Linked DNA regions of Homo sapiens: region 2 is linked to region 1. Evidence: chromatin loops called from intact Hi-C (ENCODE). Cell type or tissue: PC-3. All regions are shown on one strand. Each heading gives the region's core, and the rest is flanking DNA. Links, peaks and the distances in the headings are about the cores only. Region 1 holds the start of CPSF4L (cleavage and polyadenylation specific factor 4 like). Region 2 overlaps CDC42EP4 (CDC42 effector protein 4).

The links. Hi-C counts contacts between places; a loop is a spot of excess contacts. Peaks named below come from ENCODE experiments on the same cell type or tissue, not always from the same donor. Only the 100,000 strongest peaks of a DNase experiment are listed, where the experiment ranks them.
Region 2: a loop joins it to region 1, with 3 times the contacts of the local background. A loop is called at or near these places in 37 of 110 quality-filtered maps.

Annotation. Positions count from the first base shown.
Region 1 is chr17:73,251,347-73,262,985 of GRCh38, forward strand. It overlaps CPSF4L (cleavage and polyadenylation specific factor 4 like), which reads right to left and starts at 10,534. Exons shown (of 6, transcript NM_001129885.1): 1 at 10,370-10,534; 2 at 9,587-9,637; 3 at 6,335-6,487; 4 at 2,585-2,680; 5 at 1,284-1,377. The coding sequence starts at 10,472. RefSeq lists an enhancer at 4,225-4,354. In PC-3, for the core only: CTCF peaks have their summits at 4,522 (motif pointing right) and 6,135; a DNase peak (open chromatin) is centred at 4,435.
Region 2 is chr17:73,299,297-73,310,935 of GRCh38, forward strand. The region is part of intron 1 of CDC42EP4 (CDC42 effector protein 4); the gene reads right to left. Among named protein-coding and RNA genes, the nearest start is that of CDC42EP4, 6.9 kb to the right of the region's middle. RefSeq lists silencers at 11,454-11,583, 11,594-11,639. In PC-3, for the core only: CTCF peaks have their summits at 5,956 and 6,155; DNase peaks (open chromatin) are centred at 4,575, 5,875 and 9,155; H3K4me3 peaks cover 1,967 bases; H3K27ac peaks cover 3,962 bases.

The sequences.
Region 1 (11,639 bases), core at 58-8,057:
CTCAGAACCAGCAGGGACTGTCTTCCTCCCAGGCCATCACCCTCCCAGCATCCAGTGCTCGGAGGCCCCAGTAGCCGTCAGTAGCTGCCCCAGTGTTGGCGCTGTCTGGCCTCTGTGATACTTAAACAGGTGTCCAACATTCAGTCATCTAGACCAGGGGTCAGCAAGCTTTTTCTATAGAACACCAAACAGTGCATATTTTATACTCTGCAGGCTACTGGGTCTCTGTTGCAGCCACTGGACTCTGCCATTGTAAGCACCAGAACAGCCATGGCCATGTCCCAACAAAACCCTTTATGAGCACTGGAATTAATTTCACATGTCACAAAATATTTTGATTTTCCTCCCACTTTTTACAAACCATTCTTAGCCCCTCGCCTGTACAAAGACAGGCAGCAGGCTGGACTTGGCCCACAGGCTGTAGTTTACCAACCCCTGACATAGGTGCTCATCAACACTTGGGTCTATAGAGTGTGTGTGTCTCTCCATAGGGACTGAGCACAGTTCTCAATCAGGGCCAGCCCTGATTCCAAAAACCATGCGTGCTACCCAGCTAGCAGAAGGAAAGCCTTGGACTGGTCAACAGAGAAGTCCTACCCTACCCACAGCAGAGATTCTAGAGGTTGGAGAGTAGTCTGGGAGGAACAACCACATATATGTGTCCCACATGCATGATGACATGCCTTTCAAAGGAGAGTGAGGGTTCGCTGGGAACCATGCAGTGCTGCTGGGTGAGCTTCCCTGGGGAGCAGAAAGGAGTGGGAATAAAGGGATGAGGGATGACGGCACGTGCCTGCCTGCACTCACCTTCATGTAACTCGGGTTGAGTAAAAGATTCATCTTGGGACTAAGGGAAGTGGAGAGAGAGACGATTACAGCCCAGCTCTCGCCCTCCCATCTTCTGCTCATTAACATGCTCTGCGCCAGCCTGCTGCAGATTTCATATTTCAGAACCCTGTAGGGAAGTTGCCCTCCCTTAGCCAGGGCGTGAGGGAGAATTACAGAGGACTGGGGAGAAATGGGCATTAAGTGTTTCTTCTCTTATTACTAGAACAGTTTGTGAAAAGATCGACACCTATCCCCAGCATGAATACACATTAAGAGGATGGGTTAGAGTTCTGAGATTGCCAGGGTCAGGCAGTGGTGCCAGGAAAATACTGGAGCGGATGCTTGCCAGATGCTTCATTTTCCACTAAGGACCAGCGAAGGTATGGAAAGATCTAGAACTAGAAGGCCAGGCCTAGCACTCTGGTGGGAGTTGGTAACTGAGGGATCATACTTACTGAGCAAATTGGCACTTGGGTCCCTCGGGGCAGAAGCCAACTAAATAGTTGAGACACATTATTCTGGGGACATGGCGGTATTTACACAGAGGACCTGCTGAGCAAAGAGAAAGTGATGAGAAGGATCCGCTTCAGCAAGAGGGGAAAACACACATGAAAAAGCTCCCTAGGAAGGGTGTGGATGGTCATAGGGGCTTCACTTAATAGGGGTGGATAAATCTTCCCATCCTTTCTGTACCACCCTAAAGCATCCACTTCTAGCCATGAGACAGGGATGGGGAAAAGGAACCTTGGAATGTGCTGGAGCAGGTGTCAGCTGGCAAGTTCTGAAATAGAGTTGGAAATGTCACTGACATGCTGTGTCCTGGAGGACTGCATGGATATGAACCACACTTTGTTGCCTTTTATTTATTTAAGTATGGGAGGTACAGCTGAGAAAAAGCTGACCTGGCCGGGTGGGGTGGCTCACACCTGTAATCCCAGCATTTGGGAGGCCAAGGTGGGTGGATCACTTCAGCCCAGGAGTTCGAGACCAGCCTGGGCCACATGGTGAGACCCTGTCTCTACTAAAAATACAAAAATTAGCTGGGCATGGTGGCACACACCTGTAACCCCAGCTACTTGGGAGGCCGAGGCAGGAGAATTGCTTGAACCTGGGAGGTGGAGGTTGCAGTGAGCCAAGATCGCACCACTGCACTCCAACCTGGGTGATAGAAAGAAAAAAGCTAACCCCACAATCCTACTGATCTTCTCAGCAGCCCTCACCCCCGCCCAGATCCCTAAAACCAACAGCACTAAGAACTCCGTAAGAAAAACCTATCTGAAGACAAAGGAGAGGGAGAAACCCTGTTGCTTAGGGCATGGGAACCCTGCTGGGGTAAGCTGCCTCTTAAATTTGGCTGGCAGCAATGGGAAAGGTAGGACATGCTTAAGCAACACTCAGGACCCCCCAGGTGGGTAAGTGGAATGCGGAAGAGAGCACACATGAACTAAGCGTCTCCTATGGGCCTGACCCTGTGTCAAGAGCTTCCTGTGTGGTTCAGTAACTTGGAGAAAGGCATGCAGCTGATACATGCTGAAGGTAGGATTTGAACCCAAGTCAGTCTGCCTCAAGCCTGTTATGGCCCCACACCAGGCTGTGTTTTGTGTGTCACAGCAGAGCTGGAGGAGAACTACAGAAAGGCCTTCTATTTGGGGTTTCTCCAAGGCACAGCCTCATCAGGAAAATGGCCCCTCCCCTGCTGAGAGCTCCCACCCTGATCCCCACAGCCCCTAGGGCTCCCTGGCTTCCAAGGCCTCACCGTCCTTGCAGAAACCTTGGTCATACCAAGGACAGTCCTGGGACTTGAAAGCTGGCTTCACATGGAGGAAGGAACACTCCTTGTTGCTGCAGTCACCTGAAAATCCCAGCACTCTCTGTAGAAGCAGTTTCTCTTTGTGATCACTTCTGTGTCCCCAAACCAGATTGACCTTGCCCCTCACAAACACAGAAGACACTGGCCTTTATTCTGGGAGTCACCAGCTTTTTGAAGATGGAAAGTATGCCTAATCCTTGCTGCAGTCTAAAAAGGGTGGATCCCAGTCCTATTTGCTAAGCAGGGCATGGTCTGAATATACACCTCTGGAAGAGTAAGAGTGAGGGACCCCAGATGGAGAAGGAGGCACTGGAACTGAAGGCCATTAGAGGCTAGCAGGAACAAGGAGAGCCGAGAAGGCCTGCGACGTTAAGTGGAGATATTTCCATGTCGCTGTAACTGCAGCCCCCTCTTCATCTCTACTACAAAACCCATGCTGCCTGCAGAGCCTAGGGAAGCTGTTCCCCTTGGTGGAAATGCAAAGAAAAGCAGAGCCCTGCTCAAGGTGGCACAGGTATGAAAAGAAACATTCTACAGAGTGGGCACCTGCATTATACTAAGCCTGCGTCATCATCTCTCTATGGATTAGACCAAGTCTCAGGTTTAGTTTATTTCCTACAGGGAGCCAGCCCAGTAGGCCCAGGCTACCCAAGTGTCATTATTATTATTATTATTTTGAGACAGGGTTTTACTCTGTTGCCCAGGCTGGAGTGCAATGGCGCAATCTTAGCTCACTGCAACCTCCGCCTCCCGGGTTCAAGCAATTCTCCTGCTTCAACCTCCCAAGTAGCTGGGATTACAGGCATGTGCCACCACGCATGGCTAATTTTTTGTATTTTAGTAGAGATGGGGTTTCACCATGTTGGCCAGGCTGGTCTTGAACTCCTGACCTCGTGATCCGCCCACCTTGGCTTCCCAAAGTGCTGGGATTACAGGTGTGAGCCACCACGCCCGGACCCAGGTGTCATTTTAAGAGCTCTCTTAGATTTCTCTTAGGAAGAAAGCTCTGAAGGAAGCATGGGGGAAGATTCATCCCACTTTCACTTCATTCAAGTTGAGAACTCATGAATCTTTCCAACTTCATCCTCCTTAAATGTCTACAGCTCAGTGCTTTTCAGAGCTGAAGGAGCGTCGTAGCGTCTATTCCACTGATTTTCAAATTGCTCCAGGAAGATCTATTTTATACACTGGGCCTCTACAGAGCAAGGTTTCGCCTAAAGGAAAGTACCCCTAGGCCAGGCACAGTGGCTCATGCCTGTAATCCCAGCACTTTGTGAAGCCGAGGTGGTGATCCTTAGGATCACCTGAGGTCAGGAGTTTGAGACCAGACTGGCCAACATGGTGAAACCCCATCTCTACTAAAAATACAAAAATTAGCCAGGTATGGTGGCACGTGCCTGTAGTCCCAGTTATTCAGGAGGCTGTGGTGGGAGAATCGCTTGAACCTGGGAGGCAGAGGTTGCAGTGAGTCGAGATTGTGCCATTCCATTCCAGCCTGGGCAACAGTGCGAGACTCTGTCTCCAAAAAAAGAAAAAAAAAAAAAAAAAAGGAGAGTACCCCTGATTCCTAAGAGTTTAAAACCACCATTCTTTCCCAGCCCTCTCATTTCACAGAGAACGCCAGGGCTCAGAGAGGGGAAAAGGCCACATCCATTTCATTCAGCTTCCTCACGTTCATGAAGGGTTCATTTGTTCATTGTCAGTATACAGCACTGGGCAGAGTGCTGACTCTGGGCTTGAGCTTTCTAATGAATCAAAGTGACATCACCCCCTAGGTGATGCTGGCCAGCATTTGATGGATGGAGATAACAGAAAGTCATCTACACTGGTTGCCGTTCTGCTGCGTGCACGTCTCTGCATTCCTGGCCTGGCCAGCAGGTGGCAGCAGCACCTCAGCCTTCAATCCGCCTTTCAGAGACGGGGGTACTGGGCTGAAGACCCCGGACACCAGTCCCTTCCAGTGACTCTGTCCCACTCCTACACCTCCCCAACAACACTCTGATTCCAATTAGAGTGATCATCACTTTGATATTCGAAAGCCATATGCATTCATTTACTGTAAGAACAGTAGATTACATCTTGTAATCATGGGCTTACAAGTCTGTCCTCTACTAATTGGAGTTATCTGGGGGCGGAGGGGGACCTGGTCCTGTTCCTGTATCCATGCCCAGGAGCACCTGATCCCCAAACAAACACCGAGGGCTATTGAGGGAATAACTAAGTAGGTGGCATTTTATTACTAAAGTCACAGAATGCTAGGCAGTGACCAAGGGGAACTTGGATAAACATTGTCCTTTCAGGGGAGACATGGGGGCAGCTCTCAGGAACTGCCATGCCTTTGCCTCCCAGGAGCAGGCAGGAAATGGAATATTAGCCTGGGTGGGGCTCTGACTGGCCTAGGCAATGCTTTGCCTCCTTCTCAGGTACCCAGGACCCTCCCATTGGCACTAATGAGGAGCAGCCGCTTGGGGGGCCCTGAAGCTGGCTGCAGCCACATTTGGAAGCCAAGCCTCCTGAGTCAGGGGCATCCAGGGGATTCTGCCAGCTCTCTCTTTGTAGGTCACTCTTTATGGAATACAGTTGGAAAACCACTGGACTAGATAATCCGTAAGGCTCCTTCCAGCTCCGAAAAGCTCTGAGCTGTAGAATCGTATTGTGAAGGGTGAGACCTGAAGCACATTTACAAATTCCTTTCTTAAGTAAGCGGGAAAGTGGCTGCAGCTGCCCCATAAACAGTCCCTTGATTAAAAGGACAAAGGAGGCCGGGCACCGCAGCTCACACCAATAATCCCAGCACTTAGGGAGGCCAAGGCAGGTGGATCACCTGAGGTCAGGAGTTCAAGACCAGCCTGGCCAACGTGGCAAAACCCCGTCTCTACTAAAAATATAAAAATTAGCCGGGCATGTTGGTGGGTACCTGTAATCCCAGCTACTCAGGAGGCTGAGGCAGGAGAATGGCTTGAACCCGGGAGGTGGAGATTGCAGTGAGTCAAGATCACGCCACTGCACTCCAGCCTGGGGGACAGAGCAAGACGCTGTCTCAAAAAAATATATAAAAATAAATAAAAGGACAAAGGATGCCTTGAAGCCAGAGGGAGGTAAGATGCTGGTCCAGGCTTGACCGCACAAGATGACTTTAGGTGCTAGACCTCTGAACCTCATGGATTTATGTTTACAATGACCTTTGATTTCCAACAAGTGATGCTAGTTCTCCGTTTATGGAAACAATGCAAAGTTTCTTCTAAAGTAAGAGTTAAAATAGCAAGACCGTTGGAAGAGCAGACAGTGGTGCTGGGGCTTTGAGGGTACAGCAGGCATCGTGAATGTGGCTCTGAAGGCCTGATATTCGAGAAGTTCTAGCCGGGGCCTGAGAGATGGCTCATTTGAGACATTTCAATATAGTCAGGCTGGGTGTGTGATGAACCAAGAATGGGGAGAGAAACAATCCCTTCTTCCCTTTTGGGGGTATCTGGTATGCACCTTGATCCAGGGGGCAGTAAAGGGCAGGGACTTCAGGGTGCACTTCTGCTTGTCTAGGGGTTTGGAGAACAGACACCTGAGACTCAGACAGGTCTCTCTGGCCTCCAGGGACATGTCCAGCCTCCTCTGCGTGCCCGCTCCTCTAGAAACCTTCCCATCTCACAGCCCACACTGCCACCCTCCAGGGTGAGGCACCGAGCCAGGAAGAGGCCTTACCAAACTTGGAGTAGAAGTAGCACTCAGGCATCCTGGTGAGGTCATACTGGTGCAGGAACTTGCAGTGATCACCCTTCTTGCAGAGCCCCCGGAGCCAGTGCTTGCATACCACCATCTTCTCCCCTCGGTCATGTCGGAAGGGGCAGAGTTTCCCTGGAGATGCCAGAGCACCTGGCTGGGAGGCCCCTCATCCACAGCCTGGGCCCAGCTCAGCCCTCCAGGGGATTCCCCAGGAGGGTACCTGACTCAGTCCCCAGCGGCTGTCCCCTTATCCCTTCACCTGGACCCTGTAGGGGCTGGAACTGGGAGCCGAGGCAGCATGAAGGGAGAGCTTTTTTTTTTTTTTTGAGACAGAATCTCGCTCTGTCGCCCAGGTTGGAGTGCAGCGGCGCGATCTTGGCTCACTGCAAGCTCCGCCTCCTGGGTTCACGCCATTCTCCTGCCTCCATTTCCTGAGTAGCTGGGACTACAGGCGCCAGCCACCACGCCCTGCTAATTTTTTGTATTTTTTAGTAGAGACAGGGTTTCACCGTGTTAGCCAGGATGGTCTCGATCTCCTGACCTTGTGATCTGCCCACCTCGGCCTCCCAAAGTGCTGGGATTACAGGCGTGAGCCACCGCGCCCAGCCAAGCTCTTGTTTTTGAGATGGCGTCTCGCTCTGTTGCCCATGCTAGAGAGCAATGGCACGGTCTCAGCTCACTGCAACCTCCACCTCCCAGGTTCAAGTGATCCTCCTGCCTCAGCCTCCCAAGTAGCTGGGATTACACCTGCAACTACACCCGGCTATTTTTTTTATTTTTAGTAGAGACGGGGTTTCACCATGTTGGCCAGGCTGGTCTCGAACTCCTGATCTCAGGTGATCCATCCGCCTCAGCCTCCCAAAGTGCTGGGATTACAGGCTTGAGCCACCGTGACTGGCCAGGGCAAGCTCTTCTTAAAGCACAGCTGTTCCCACTACCACACCTTTGCCCATCCTTCCCATCTGCCTGGAGTGCCATGCCCTTCTCCAGGGAAGTACCTGGGCTCAGAACAGCTGCCTCCTTTTCATTCCCAGAGTGCCTAACACCCCCTCTCGTCCTGCCAGGGAGCGGGGCCAGGCTTTCCAGCCCAGAATCCCCACACCCAGCCCAGCCCCTGGCACATAGTAAGTGCTCAGTAAGGGTGTGTTGAATTCCCATCTTTAAAAACATCAAATGTTATGCTTCCCGATTCCAGAGACCTAACAGGGTGACAGAAGAGCCAACTTTGTAATGATTTATAAGGAATATTCCATGGAAATGTTACATTTAACTGCTTTATCATCTTCACTCAAGTCTGCCTTGCTATTAGCAGGAAGGACACCCAGTTCCTAAGTTTCTTTAATTTATTTATTTATTTGAGACAGGATCTTAGTCTGTTGCCCAGGCTGGAGTGCAATGGCAAAGTCATGGCTTACTGTAGCCTCAACCTCCTAGACTCAGGAGTTCTCCCATCTCAGCCTCCCGAGTAGCTGGGACTACAGGCATGCACCACCACACTGAGCTAATTTTTTTATTTTTTGTAGAGACAGGGCTTTGCCATGTCATCCAGGCTGGCAGTTCCTGAGTTTCTAAGCAGGTCCAGCCTCATGCCTGGCCAGTTCTCTGACATAATTTGGGGGCTAGGGGAGGTGTTCTTTCCATTTTTCCTTTTTTAAAAAAAAAAAATTATGTTTTGTAGAGATGGGGTCTCGCTATGTTGCCCAGGCTGGTCTTGAGCGATTCTCCAGCCTCTGCCTCTCAAAGTGCTGGAATTACAAGTGTGAGCCTACTCCCCCGGCCAAGGTGCTCTTTTTAAATACCCCTAACCTCCACCCCTGGCTATTGACTTGCTTGGTTCTGACCTTCCACCATAATAGCTTTCTTTCTTTGCAGAAGGGTGTTGCTAGGAACCACTGCTCTAGGGACTGGTTGGGCTGAGCTGAGGAGATGCCACTCAGTCCACATTGAGCCTGCAGGGTCCTGGGTGCACAAGGCCTTGGGCGACCAGTGATCCCATTTCCCTTCTCCCTGTATGGTCTAGGGCTGGCCCCAAGACAAACAAGGCAGGTGGGCGAACATGGCCCCAGGTCCTCCTTTCCTGGTCCCCTCCAGCCCCCCAGCTTCCAGGGACAGACTCATTTGGATCAGAAAACATGTCCTAAACTCTCACACCAGTGAGATTTCTTAACCTAAATGTATAGGCAAGCGGGAGGAAGACAGGGAAACCCTAAAACTGGAAGCCAGTTTTTTTTGGCAATTGTATATTTCTGTTGAAAGAGCCTCTACATGAGCCATGAGCCAGAAGAAAAGTTGAAAACTCTTATATTTGAATCAGGCCTTCCCAGAATGGCTGCATTTGGGGAGAGGGGCCTAGGAAGACAGTATTGACCCAAAGTCAGGGCAGGAGAGAAGTGGAGGATGCTTTTTGATAGCATTTCAAAGATGGTGGCAGGTGCTACCTCAGGGCATAGGGAATGGATGAGACAATTGACCAGTTTACAAACTGAGTCAGAGCAGGGGACTGGGGGAGAAGGATGCCTCTCTTCTAGCTGGGAGGAAATCAAGAAAAACATTAAGAAGCTGGAGCCTCCTGGGAATGCACAGGCCAAAGCTCAGACACACGCCCATCCCAGCAAGGCAGAAAGAAAAAAATACCCCTTTCCAGGCAGCCTGGTTACCCTGATGCGAACTGCAAACTATGAAGACTGCTGCTGAGGCGGGAAAATCTTAGGGGAGGGGCAGGCTGCTCGGTGGATCCAACCACTTATCCTTTGTCTACCTGTAAGTCTAAAATTCTGCTCCATGGCCGGGCATGGTGGCTCACGCCTGTAATCCCAGCACTTTGGGAGGCCCAGGCAGGTGGATCACCTGAGGTGAGGAGTTTGAGACCCGCCTGGCCAACATGACAAAACTCCATCTCTACTAAAAATGCAAAAATTAGCCGGGCTTGGTGGCATGCACCTGTAGTTCCAGTTACTCGGGAGGCTGAGGAAGGAGAATCGCTTGAACCCAGGAGGCAGAGGTTGCAGTGAGTTGAGATCACGCCAGATCACTCTAGCCTGGGCAACAGAGCGAGATTCCATCTAAAAATAAATAAATAAAATAAAAATAAAATTCCGTTCCATCCCAATTTTCCCTCCCCAGGTGCAAATTCGACACCCTATCCCAGGCCAGGCAGAGCCCCTGCTGGGTGTAGCTCAGACAGACCCTACACTCACCCAGCTTGGGGCCCAGGCCTGTCTGCTAACTCACCTTTCTCACAGAGCCCTTTAGTGAAGAAGTTGCACACAGCTGAGGCCGACTCTGGAAGGAGAAGAGGGAACGGAGAAGGTAGCTTCCCCAGAGGCTGCAGCTGTTCCGGAAGCCTCCACCTCCATCGGCATGTCCCACCTAGACCTCCCCCAGGCTCTGGCCTATGGGATCCCAAATCTGGGCCCTGTAGAGGTTAACCTGCAGAGCCAGCCAGCAGACCTCAACCCTTAACCCCCCAACTCTGAAACAGAGGAGCTCGAGGGGCTCAAGCCTGGCCCAGGAGCTCGGGAGGCCAGTGTGGCTTCTCTCAATTCACCGTCTCTCTGTGCCTCTCTTTCTCAGTCTGGAAAATGGGTTGCCCCGAAGCCACAGAAGAGAGAGACAGAGAAGGGGCGGTCGCATCAGGGAGTTGAGCAGAGAGGCCTGTAGAGAAGGAAGGGGGAGGGAGGCTGGGCGTGGTGGCTCATGCCTGTAATCCCAGCACTTTGGGAGGCCAAGGCGGGCGGATCACGAGGTCAGGAGATTGAGACCATCCTGGCTAACATGGTGAAACCCGGTCTCTACTAAAAATACAAAAAATCAGCTGGGCGTGGTGGCGGGCGCCTGTAGTCCCAGCTCCTCGGGAGGCTGAGGCAGGAGAATGGCGTGAACCCAGGAGGCAGAGCTTGCAATGAGCCGAGATTGTGCCACTACACTCCAGCCTGGGCTACAGAGCGAGACTCCGTCTCAAAGAAAAAAAAACAGAGAAGGTAGGGGAGGGAAAGTGGCCCCACCCTCACTCACTGTCCATGCCCTGGAAAGGCAGGAGCCCAGTGCCCTTCTGCATCTCGACATCCTTCTCGAAGGCAAAGGTGAACCGCTCTAGCCCCGCAATGACCTCTTGCATCTTCCGTCTCCTGCTGGGGCTGCGGAAGCTGCTGGAACCCAGGCAGGTGGGCCCAATATAGCTCATCAGAGGCCCTTAAGGGGCCAGCGCCCAATGCCTCCCCCTTCACCCCAGGGTGCCAGTGGCCAGGTGACTGCAGGGGACGCTCCAGCCTGGGCTGTACAGGAGCAGGGCCCAGCTGCCTCACCCGGCCCACCCAGTGCAGGGGCAGACACCCCAGGGCCCCTCACCCCCACACTGTGTACACAAGGCTCACTCGGATAGGGAGGGATTCGCAGAGCCCCACAAACTGCTTATCTTTGCATGTTACCGAACACAAACGTGGCGTGCACACAGACATTACCAAACCTGGGCTCATACTTTGTCCATGAAGACACAGCCACAGGTTAGCAAAGAGTTGCACAAACCAACCGCAGCAAGGCTGTTATTCTGCCAGAGCTGGGGGTGGTGGGGGTTTGCAGAGGGAGGGAGCCGTCCCACCTCCCCGCTTCTTCCCATGAGGGAAGGGGTCTCCCTCTGGGGCCCCTGACACCCCTTTTCTGGCCTGAGTGACAAGCCCCGAGTGAGCTCTTCGTGGGAGACAGGGAAAAAGGAATGAAGAGGAGAGGAACTGAAACAGTTGGATGAATGGCGCTTTGTTTACCTCGCACACAATCGCCAGCTTGGCGGGAGGGCGGAACCGACCAAGGCCAGGGCGGCCTCCCAGCCAGGATTCCACAGGGCCACCCAGTGCCACCCCACCCCTGAGAAAGTGCTTTATAAATGAAATCTCTATGCAAATGTTGTTTTATTATTATTACACCACCCCTGCCTGCAGGGCTGGGGACATCTGACAATGCTTTCAAAGGAGCATGTTAGGGCTCTAATTAGACCAGGTTCCCCCTCCCCCTGCTCTGGCCCCAAACTGGCCTTGCCTCTAACTAGAGCTGCTGTTCTCAGTCACATTGGCTTTTAATGCCCATAGAACCAGAACCCATACGCCCTCCTTTCTGGGTGCCCAAACCCAGCAGGGAGAGGTGGGCAGCCCCGCAGGCTCTCAGCTGGGCCAACATGAACTAGCCTGCTGGCTGTTGTTCCCCGTGGCTGTTGCTCCTAGATCTGTTCTTTTGAACTCCAGATCAGAAAAGAAAATAGCTGGAGAGATAGACACCTGGAGCCGAGGTGGGA
Region 2 (11,639 bases), core at 1,317-9,316, 49 kb after region 1:
GTGGGCGCCTGTAGTCCCAGCTACTCGGGAGGTTGAGGCAGGAAAATGGCGTGAACCCGGGAGGCGGAGCTTGCAGTGAGCCGAGATCATGCCACTGCACTCCAGCCTGGGTGACAGAGCGAGACTCCGTCCTAAAAAAAAAAAAAATACACACACACACACACACACACACACACACACACATTTTTAGTAGAGATGGCATCTCGCTTTGTTGCCCAGGCTGCTCTTGAACTCCTAGCTTCAAGCAATCTTCCTGCTTCAGCCTCCCAAAGTGTGGGATTACAAGCACGAACCGTTGCACCCCACACCCAGCCTCTCACAACTTCTAAGTGGTTATTTGAGCCCATTTCTGGCAGACCTTGGAGCATGTGATTTTCCATATGAGGTGATGCTGCCTGACCTGTGCAGGTGTCTGCAGCTGAGGATGTACATGTGGAGCAGGGTGGGGTAGGAAGGGTCTGGGAGCCGGTTAACCTAAGACTCTTGGAGCTAAGACTCACATTACTGCCTCCCCCATTAAAGCTCTATCCCCAGGCATGGCTGCATTTGAAACCTCCTGAAAGGAGATTTCTCTTACCCAGGAGCCCATTCCCACTTCCTGCTCTCAGGAACCTCCCAATGTTCTGGTGTTCTGGGAGGTGAGGGATGGGAAGGATCACCCTGAAGCACAAGCCAGGACTCTGCCGGCATAGTCAGGAGTAGATCAGCACAAGGCCTCACTTCTAGTGTGTTCCTGTCTGCTCTGTCCAAACTCCATCTTGTGTTCCTTGGTTATTCCAGCTCCCAGGAAGAAAAACCAGAACCGTGACCCAACACCACTTGCCCCACCCTCACTGCCCGCGTGCCAATCCATGCCAGGATCATTGATGCAAAGGTGCCACTGCACAGCCACCCTGGGGCAGATCCCATTTCCTGGAGATGAACATCCTCTACTTTGATGGCCCCTTCCTGAAGAAAGGGCAAGGTCCCAGATTTCATGCCATGTCTTCCCCCCACCACCCCCAGCCTCCAAGCTACAAGACAGTGCCCATTCCCCAGGTATCCCTACCGGGTGTGGGTCAGGGAGGGAGGAGTCTACTGGGAAGGGGGGTGAATCAGGGAGAGCAGGGATCATAGAGTGACCTGGACAAGGAGGAAAGCAATAGTGCACACCAGAACCTCCCAGCTACTTCCACTTTATGCCTTCTCTCTATGAGTTAATAATAATTGACCCTCCACTGTCCACCAGCCACTTCTGGCTTCTGAGCACTTGACATGTGGCCAGCATGGAATAATAAACACTGGAGACTGGGAGGGTGGGAACCCAGTGAGGGATGAGAAGTTACTTAATGGGTACAATGTACACGATTGGGTGATGGTTACACTACAAGCCCAGACTTCACACTACACAATATACCCATGTAACAAAACTATACTTGCACTCCTTATATTTATACACATAAAAATAAACACACAAAAATAAAAAATAGGCAGGGCGCGGTGGCTCACCCCTGTAATCCCAGCACTCTGGGAGGCTGAGTCAGGCAGATCACCTGAGGTCAGGTGTTCGAAACCAGACCGGCCAGCATGGTGAAACCCCATCTCTATTAAAATACAAAATCAGCCAGGCATGGTGGCGTGCGCCTGTAATCCCAGCTACTTGGGAGGCTGAGGCAGGAAGTATTGCTTCAACCCGGGAGGCAGAGTTTGCGGTGAGCAGAGATCACGCCATTGCACTCCAGCCTGGGCAAAAAAGAGTGAAACTCCGTCTCAAAAAAATTAAAAAAAAAAAAAAAAATCTGGCAAGTCCAAATGGATATGTGCACAAGTGGAAAATACACACTGGACTTCTAAGATTTAGTATAAAAAAAGAGGATGTATAAAATATCTCATTAATATTTTAGACTGATGTGTTAAAATGATATTCTGAATATAGTGAGTCAAAATGTACCATTTCCTCTTACTTGTTAAAATGTAACTATTAAAATATAAATTATGTATGGCACTTGCCTAAGACTTCTATTGGAGAGCAATAATTTAGACATTTTCCCCCTTATTACACAAGCAGCATGTTCCCTTGTAGATGGATAAATAAAGCCAACCATTGTTCACAGCTGGGTCAAAATATTTACATGTTAACAATTTATGCTACATTGTTTTAAATTAAATCTTAATATCTAATTTTTACATCCAATCAGGGATTGAATGGCTAGGTTGTTTCCATTTTCAGTTGAAACTCTGTAAGGTCCTTTCAGGCAATTATGTGCATAACCTTAACTATTTCCAGATGATACATTCTTGTGAGTCTGTCCCCCAGGCTGGAGTGCAGTGGTGTATCTCAGCTCACTGCAACCTTCCACTCCTGGGTTCAAGCAATTCTTGTGCTTCAGCCTCCCAAGTGGCAGGGGCTACAGGCACACGCCACCATGCCCAGCTTTTTTTTTTTTTTTTTTGAGGCCAAGTCTGTATTGCCGAGACTGGAGTGCAGTGGTATCATCTCAGCTCACTGCAACCTCTGCCTCCAGGGTTCAAGCGATTCTTGTGGCTCAGCGTCCAGGCGTGCGCCACCATGCCCAGCTAATTTTTGCATTTTTAGTAGAGATGGGGTTTCACCATGTTGGCCAGGCTGGTCTTCAACTCTTGACCTTAGGTGATCCACCCACCTCGGCCTCCCAAAGTGCTGGGATTACAGGCGTGAGCCACCATGCCCTGCCTGCCTGGCTAATTTTTGTATTTTTAGTAGAGACAGGGTTTCACTGTGTTGGCCAGGCTGGTCTTGAACTCCTGACCTCAGGTGATCCACCAGCCTTGGCCTCCCAAAGTGCTAGGATTACAGGTGTGAGCTACTGCACCCGGCCAGCAGGCTACCTTTTTTTCCCCCTAACATATTTAATGGCCACCCCACCAAGCTTATACTACCTTACAGGCTCTAAGCAACTATATGATTGAATCTTTTGGGCTTTGGAAGTGGATAAGCTCATCATCTGCAACTAATAATAATTTTGCCTCCTCCATTCCTCATTATCTCGTTATATTTGTTACACTGCCAATATAATGTTGAATAATACCACTGACATGAAACATCTCTCTTTCTGGCACTTACAGTGATATCCTAAACCTCCGGCATCTAATCCAGCAGCCACAAGCCACATAAGGCTACTGAGTACTTAACATGTGGTTAGTGTGATTAAGGAGCTGAATTTTTAATTTTTTTTTTTTGAGACAGGGTCTCACTCTGTTAACCAGGCTCAAGTACAGTGGCACAATTACAGCTCATTGTAGCCTCAACGTCCTAGGCTCAAGCAATCCTTCCACCTCAGTCCCGAGTAGCTGGGACTACAGGTGTGCACCACCATGTTGCCTAGCCAAGTCTTAAAATTCCTAGCCTCAAGTGTAATCTCAAAGTGCTGGGATTACAGATACGAGCCACCACACGTGGCCAGAATTTTAAATTTTAATTATTTTACATTTAAAAATTGACAATTGGCCGGGCGCGGTGGCTCAAGCCTGTAATCCTAGCACTTTGGGAGGCCGAGGCGGGCGGATCACGAGGTCAGGAGTTCGAGACTATCCTGGCCAACATGGTGAAACCCCGTCTCTACTAAAAATACAAAAAAAATTAGCTGGGCATGGTGGCGGGCACCTGTAGTCCCAGCTACTCGGGAGGCTGAGGCAGGAGAATGGCGTGAACCCGGGAGGCAGAGCTTGCAGTGAGCCGAGATGGCGCCACTGCACTCCAGCCTGGGGGACAGCATCAGACTCCGTCTCAAAAAAAAAAAGATAATTGGCCAGGCGCGGTGGCTCACGCCTGTAATCCCAGAACTTTGGGAGGCTGAGGCGGGCGGATCACCTGAGGTTGGGAGTTCGAGACCAGCCTGACCAACATGGAGAAACCCCGTCTCTACTAAAAATACAAAATTAGCTGGGCGTGGTGGCGCATGCCTGTAATCCTAGCTACTCGGAAGGCTGAGGCAGGAGAATGGCTTGAACCCAGAAAGCAGAGGTTGCGGTGAGCCGAGATCGCACCCTTACACTCCAGCCTTGGCAACAAGAGTGAAACTCCATCTCAAAAACAAACAAACAAACAAACAAAAACTGATAATTGGCCGGGCACGGTGGCTCACGCCTGTAATCCCAGCACTTTGGGAGGCCGAGGAGTATGGATCACTTGAAGTCAGGGGTTCAACCCCAGCCTGGCCAACATGGTGAGACCCTGTCTCTACTAAAAATACAAAAATTAGCCTGGCGTGGTGGTGGGTACCTGTAATGCCAGCTACTTGGGAGGCTGAGATAGGAGAATCGCTTGAACCCAGGAGGTGGAGGTTGCAGTGAGATGAGATCATGCCTCTGCACTCCAGCCTGGGCAACAGAGCAAGACTCTGTCTCCAAAAAAAAAAAAAAAAAAATTAATTCCCCCTTCCTTTAGTTTTAAAAACATGGCTCCTAGAAAGCATAAAATTCCATATGTGACTAGCGTCACATTCCTATTGACAGCATCATCCTAGGGCTAGTCCCACTGATCATCCTGCTCACTGTGATTTGAATATCACACAAGTATTCTCCACCACCTTAAGGAATGCACAATTCTTACAGTTTATGGGAAAATGATGCCAATAACTCACTCAGCCAGGCTGAGTTATGGGAAAACACACTACGGCTTAAAATAATTTACCCTTTAATTGCTGGAAGATATAGCATAAGGAGTCTAGTCTAGTTTAAATGGTGACTCATTATCAAGAACACTCCGGAATAACATCTCTCCATGTGGATCCCAACAGATAGCAAGACTGTGTGCTGAGGAACCCACTCTAAGGAAATACTATTCTAGACCCTACCTAACCTCAGGGGTAGACCCCTCCCCAGACTCTGCAGTAACTATTCCTGGGCCACATGTCATGGAGAAAATACGAGAAAGAACTAAGATTTGTTGAGCTTTTTACTCTGCACCAGGCATTGTGTTAGGTGATTTATTTTGATTAAACTGTCTCTTTTCTTCTTCTTCTTTTTTTTTTTTTTCCTGAGAGAGGGTCTTGCTTTGTCCCTCAGGCTGGAGTACACTGTAGCAGTGCAATCAAAGCTCACCGTAACCTCAAACTTCTGGGCTCAAGCCATCCTCCTACCTCTGCTTCCCAAAGTGCTGGGACGATAAACTTTGTAGTCATACACGGTCCCAAGCATTTGAAAAACTTTATCTCATGTATTCTTCCCAACAATCCCATGGAGTTATCACTATCATCCCCAGCTCACAGATAAGAGCACCGAGACTTAGAGGGGCACGTGCTCTACTCAAGTCACACACGGTTGGTTAGGAGAGAGAGACAAGAATCCAGATGTGCTGGACTCTGGGTTTTTTCCACTCCACCATAAGGAACATCGGGGTGGGGGGGGCGGGTGGTGCGAGGGGGACAGTGCATCATAAGTGTCCCTGGGGCTCAGGCCTGGGAGGGCTGCTCAAGGCTCTGGATGCATGAGTACACACAGGATACGCAGTTGTGCACACAATTTCAGGTTAACATCTCCTGAGTCTGAGCACCTCATTCCCCACCACTCCAGGGAACTTATAGATTAATCCTGGAAAATACAGGCTACAGCCCAACACCCCAGGTCCATCCAGGGGAGCCTCCTGCTCCTTGTGGGCTGGGAACCAGCTGCCCTGCTTGTCTCCTTCATCTTCGTTCCTGCACCCACCTCATCCTTATCCTCATCCCCATCCCAGAACCACAGGCTTCAGGCCAGGGGAGAAGCAGGTCAGCAGGAGGTGAAGGGGAAACCTTCCCTCACCTCCTGGGAATTAGAACAGCACAGAGAAGGGAAGAAAAAGGAGCCAAGACTAGGGAGTGACCGGAAGCAACAACGGAGGAGTCAAGACGAAGAGGAGCCAGTGACTCAAGGACATCCGGCAACTTCACTTGATTACAGGGCCCTTCCTGGAAATGTGTGCTTCCCGGAGCCACCACCCGAAGCCAGCCACCAGCAGAGGGACCATCTGGGCCAGGCAGGATGGATGCCTGGTGGGGGGCCCCACTGCCCCCATACAGGCTGGGCCCTCCTCCTCTAGGAGTGGTGCTACTACTGGGCAGCAGGGTGCCTCCCTCCTGCTCGGGAGTGATCGCAGAGGAAAGTGCCGCGCTTGAAATCAGATCTGCCAGGCCTTGTTTGGTTTCACTTTGCCGCTCCTAAGAGCCGGGTGCTCAGCTAAGAACTGGGAATTTCATGGCCACCTTGGGGTCTCCAGGAGACTGGCAGATCTAAACTCCCTCCAGAGCAGACAGGCTAATCTTGCATCTTGGCCCTGCCGGAAGTTGGGGACAAAGAGCCCCACTCCCTAGGTCACAAGGTGGCCTGCCACGTGGGTCAAGTTATTTGTGCCTCAGTTTCCTCATTAGCTCTCAGAACAATTGATAACATTACATAACTCCCAAGTGCTGTGCTCGGGTGAGCACAGTTCCATGTGTGCTATAAAGATGATGCTGTCACACCCAGTGACACTCCAGCCACTGTCACTTCGCAAACTTCATAGAGAACAGCCACCTGAGAGCACCTAATTCAAAAGTCTGTACAGTGAAACGTGGGCTGAGACAATGGGTTGACCCTTTTCAAAGTCCTGGGGGTTCCCAGGATTATCTGATGCAGGGGGAAGGGTCCCCCAAGCTGCTGAAGCCCAGGTACAGATTCTGCCCTCCCTCTGTAGTCTCTGCCAGCAGTCGGGGGCAGGAAACCCTCGGATCTGGTTTCTTTCCTGATCTGAGTTCCCTCATCCCGTCACCTTTTAACCTTTAATGATGCCAGAAGAAGGAGCCTGGCTTCTCTCAGACAAGATGGTGAGGTGGAGGTGGGAAAAGAGAAGCTCCTCCATTCCTTCCTAGGATAAGGGTAAAAGTAACTCAGGAATTTGCCAGACCCCGGGTGCTACTAGCAACAAATAATGCACAGGCCAGGCACCGTGGCTCATGCCTGAAATCTCAGCACATTGGGAGGCAGAGGCAGAAGCAGGAGGATCGCTTGAGCCCAGGAGCTTGAGACCAGCCTGGGCAGCACAGTGAGACCCTGTCTCTAAAAAAAAAAAAAAAAATTAAATTAGCCAGGCATGGCGGCACACGTCTATAGTCTCAGCTACTCAAGGCTGAGGTGGGAGGATCTCTTGAGCCCAGGAGTTTGAGGCTGCAGTGAGCTGTGATTGCACCACTGCACTCCAGCCTGGCCAACACAGCAAAAAGCCTGTCTCAAAACAAAAAAATAATGCACAAAACTTCAATATGATCAACCCCCAATAAAATATAATCTGATCTTTTGGACCTAACCAGATTCTCCTTAGAGGTAACCACAAATCGTACTGCGAGCCCCTAGGCTCTTTTTGGGCTCTCTTGGGCTCTCTACTCCTTGTACCACTTGACAAAGCCTTAAGCCCAATTCCAGGACTTGAGGGGAACAGGTCCCTTTCTGATGCTTCAGGGTTGGAGGCAACAGTGTAAGGAAATAAGAAGGTTGCACTGAGTGAAGACCCGAGGTAGAGAGGAAGGACAGGCAGGAAAGAGAAGCCAGCACACAGAACCTGGCTTTGTTGGCACACTTGGAGAGATTCAAAGCTGGGGTCTCCAGACCAAGTTCAGTGACTGCCAGAACTGCAGGTGTCTGGGCAAAAGAAGAACCCAGAGTCTCATGCTGGGAGGTGGAGGCTGCCCCAGACAACCTCTGCTACCGTGATGGCCAAGGCAGAAGATGGTGGCTGAAGCAGCTCTGGCTGAGCACAGACATCCAGGGATCCTTCTTGCCTGGCACTGTGGTTTTTCCAGATGCCTTCAGCTCCATCTTTGGGGTGAAGGGGAAACACCAGGTGTGCAGAGCAGTTTCTTACAGGTGGGGAACTGTAAGCCTTCATTAATGACCACACCCTAAACTGTGCTCACCTGAATCCCAAAAGAGAGACCCTTCCTCAGCTTGAGTGGAGACAGCCAGTTCCCCTGTTCCTGGCAAGGGAGGGCTTTGGATGCCAGCACTGCCATCCTGGCACAGAGCCCAGAGCTGCAAGCTGGCAGTGCCTGGGGGAGACTCCAATGTAAGTTAGTTGGAAGGAAGCCCAAGTCTCCTCAAGAAGGCGTATTTTAAGCTGGAGCTTTCGGGGCACGGTGAGCGGGAATGTGGGAGACTAATGTCTGAATTTTTCTTTCTTTCTTTTTTTTTTTTTTTTTTTAGACGGAGTCTCGCTCTGTCACCCAGGCTAGAATGCAGTGGCGCGATCTCGGCTCACTGCAAGCTCCGCCTCCCGGGTTCACACCATTCTCCTGCCTCAGCCTCCCAAGTAGCTGGGACTACAGGCGCCCACCACCAAGCCTAGCTAATTTTTTGTACTTTTTAGTAGAGACAGGGTTTCACTGTGTTAGTCAGGATGGTCTCGATCTCCTGACCTCCTGATCCACCCGCCTTGGCCTCCCAAAGTGCTGGGATTACAGGTGTGAGCCACCACGCCTGGCCCTGAATTTCTCTCTTTTTTTTTTTTTTTTTTTTGAGATGGAGTCTCACTCTATCGCCCATGCTGGAGTACAGCAACCTCCACCTCTTGGGTTCAAGCGATTCTTGTGTCTCAGCTTCCCCAGTAGCTGGGATTATAGGTGCACGCCACCATGCCCGGCTAATTTTTGTATTTTTAGTAGAGACGGGGTTTCACCATATTGGCCAGGCTGATCTCAAACTCCTGACCTCAAGTGATCTGCCCGCCTTGGCCTCCCCAAGTGCTGAGATTACAGGCGTGAGCCACTGTGCCCGGCCCTAATGTCTGAATTTCCTTCCCAACGCACTCAAGCAAAAAGGGCTGTGTCCAGTGCCACATGCGGGCTCCTTCCAGCACTACCATCCAGTTCCCTGCCGAGAGAGGGCACGCATGGGCTTGGCCTTCCTAGAGCACCCCAGAAGCACTGGCTGGAGTTGGCCTTCAGGACACTCTGCCGGATGACCCCTCAAAGTGTCCCCAGCTCCAGAATTTGGTTCTTTTCCTCACGGTCGGGAAAAATCCTCCAGTACGTAGGTCAGAAGAGCTACGCAGAGCTCAGGTCAGCTCTGTTTCCAGGGCGAGATTGCTCAACCCTTCTCCCTCCGCCCACAGGCCTTATCTCTGGCATCAACCCAGCTCCCCATTCCTCCAAGGGACGGACTCCTCCCTCCCCCCACAGGGACAAACTCCTCTGAGTCTGCAGAACCAGAATGAGAACACAGAAGGCTGGACTTACTGCTAACCAAGTGCAACCCTGACCACTCTGACTTCTGACTTCTTCACTTCGAACCCAATCCAAACGTAGGGGCGTGGGGTGGGGGAGAGTGAAAGGGAGAGGCCAACATCAAACACCTTTTGGCCACACCTGCGCACAGACAGTCCGGGCCGCAGAAATCAATCAGTCACTCCAAAGGGGTGGAAGCCCTGGGCCACTGCCAACCCAAGGCCCTTCTGGAAAAGCTCTGGACTTGTTAAGAAGGGTTGGCCAGGGCTGGGTGCAGTGGTTTACGCCTGTAATCCCGGCTCTTGGGGAGGCCGAGGTGGGTGGATTGCCTGAGTTCAGGAGTTCGCGACCGGCCTGGGCAACACAGTGAAACCCTGTTTCTACTAAAATACAAAAAAAAATTAGCCGGGCGTGGTGGCATGCACCTATAATCCCAGCTACTGCAGAGGCTGAGGCAGGAGAATTGCTTGAACCCGGGAGGTGGAGGATGCAGTGAGCCAAGATTGTGCCACTGCACTCCAGCCTGGGCAACAGAGCAAAGCTCTGTCTCCAAAAAAAAAAAAAAAAAAAAGGGTTGGCCAGGTGCAGTGGCTCATACCTGTATGCCCAGCACTTTGAGAGGCCGAGGTGGGGGAAGATCCCTTGAGCTCAGGAGTTCAAGACCAGCCTGGGCAACATGGTGAAACCCCACCTCTACAAAAAATACAAAAAATGGCTGGGCGTGGTGGTGGGCGCCAGTAGTCCCAGCTACTCAGGAGGCTGAAGTGGGAGGATAGCTTGAGCCCAGGAGGTCCAGCCTGCAGTGAGCCTTGACTATGACGCTGCACCACAACCTGGGTGACAGAGCAAGACCTGGTCTCAAAAAATTAATAAATAAAATAAAAATTATTTTTAAAATCAAAAGACTGGTGTAAGATTCCTCTCCCAGGTCAACACTCACTCCCCTGACCTTTATACATGAGACCTCCCTTTGCTTCTGACTCCTTGGTCTCTGGTTCTGTGAGGTGCTGTCGGGTTCCAGAGGCAGCAGCACAGTGGAGGCAGGGTACAGAGGATGGGGACAAGCACGGTGGGTGGGCAAGGGAAAGAGAGAAACGAGGGGAAAAGAGAAGAGGAATCCAAAAAGAGAGAGGCAGAAACCCCAGAAAATGGAGAATCATTCACAGCACAGGCCTAGGCTGTACAGCAGAGCAGGAGCAAGCTGCCCTCTGTGTGCAGGGACCCTAGGACTTCAGGGAGATTTCAGAGGGGAGGCGCTGAGACTCACCCCAGAACCACCGCCCATATGATCACAGCGGGCCCCTCCTAGTCCCTGCAGGGGTCCACCAGGATGCCTGGGAATCCACTTGGGATCTCCCCAAATTCACTGAACACCCCTTGTGGGAAGGAGCAGCTGTCTTCAAGGAGTGGAGAGGCAAAGTCCAAGTTCAGAGGAGATAAGCCACCCCACTAATCAGTCAGTCACATGTGCAGCTCACACAGGGCAGTTGATGAGAGCAGGAACCGGCAGGGCACCCCCGCATTCAGTAGGCACTGGCTTCTCAGCAGAGATAGAGCCTCAGGAGATCCTGGTGGATGCCCTGTTATTGCCCCAGGAGCCCCTGGGGCTGCCAGGGGCTCTCTTAGGGCCTGGCTCAGTCCCAGCCAACTCCCGATTTCTGGGAGAAATCAGAAATCCGCAGCTCAGCAATCCCTTCCTTTGTGGCCTGTTCTTTGTTCTCTTAAAATTCAGTCCACCCTGCTGGTGGTCCCTCCTCCACCCTAGCCTCAGAAGCGGGCGGGGGCTGAGGGAGTTATTGGAAACCCAGACTGCCAAAGAAGTCGCCTTGCAGGAGGCCCCTGTCACCGGCCCCTCATTATTTACACTCGCTGGATGGGACATTTCTCTGGTACAGATGGCTGCTGGGGTTCGGACGAGAGAGAGATTTTCCCTCCAGCACCCTGGACCCTCAGGGGAGGGCAGGGGGCTTCGCAGCGACGGGGGCTCCCAAGGACTCCACCCGGATCCAGCTGCTCAGCTATCTGGGCAAACAGTGGGCACCGGGCACACAGTAAGGGATGTGGGAGCCGGTCAGATTGCAAGGGGTGGGAGTCGTGGAGAGAGAGAAGTTCCAGAGGCAACGAGAAAAGAAAAGGCATTGTATTTCCCCTCCATTCTCCCAGGGAGAAAAAGAAAACTTCCAAAGCCGAGGCCGCAGTCACTGGGAAAACACAGGGAACCTGGTTTGAGTTAGCAGCGAGCACCCCTCCCCCAGTCACACACACACACACACACACACACACACACACACACACACACACACACACGCACTTCAGTCCTCTCCCAGGAAGCTGGCTCAGCCTCAGCCCCGGCTCCCGCCCAGCTCTCCAGCCCTCCCGGCCGGGGCACTCACCGGCTGACGGGATCCCCGCGGGCAGGATGGCTCCTGGGGGACGCGCCGGGGGCAG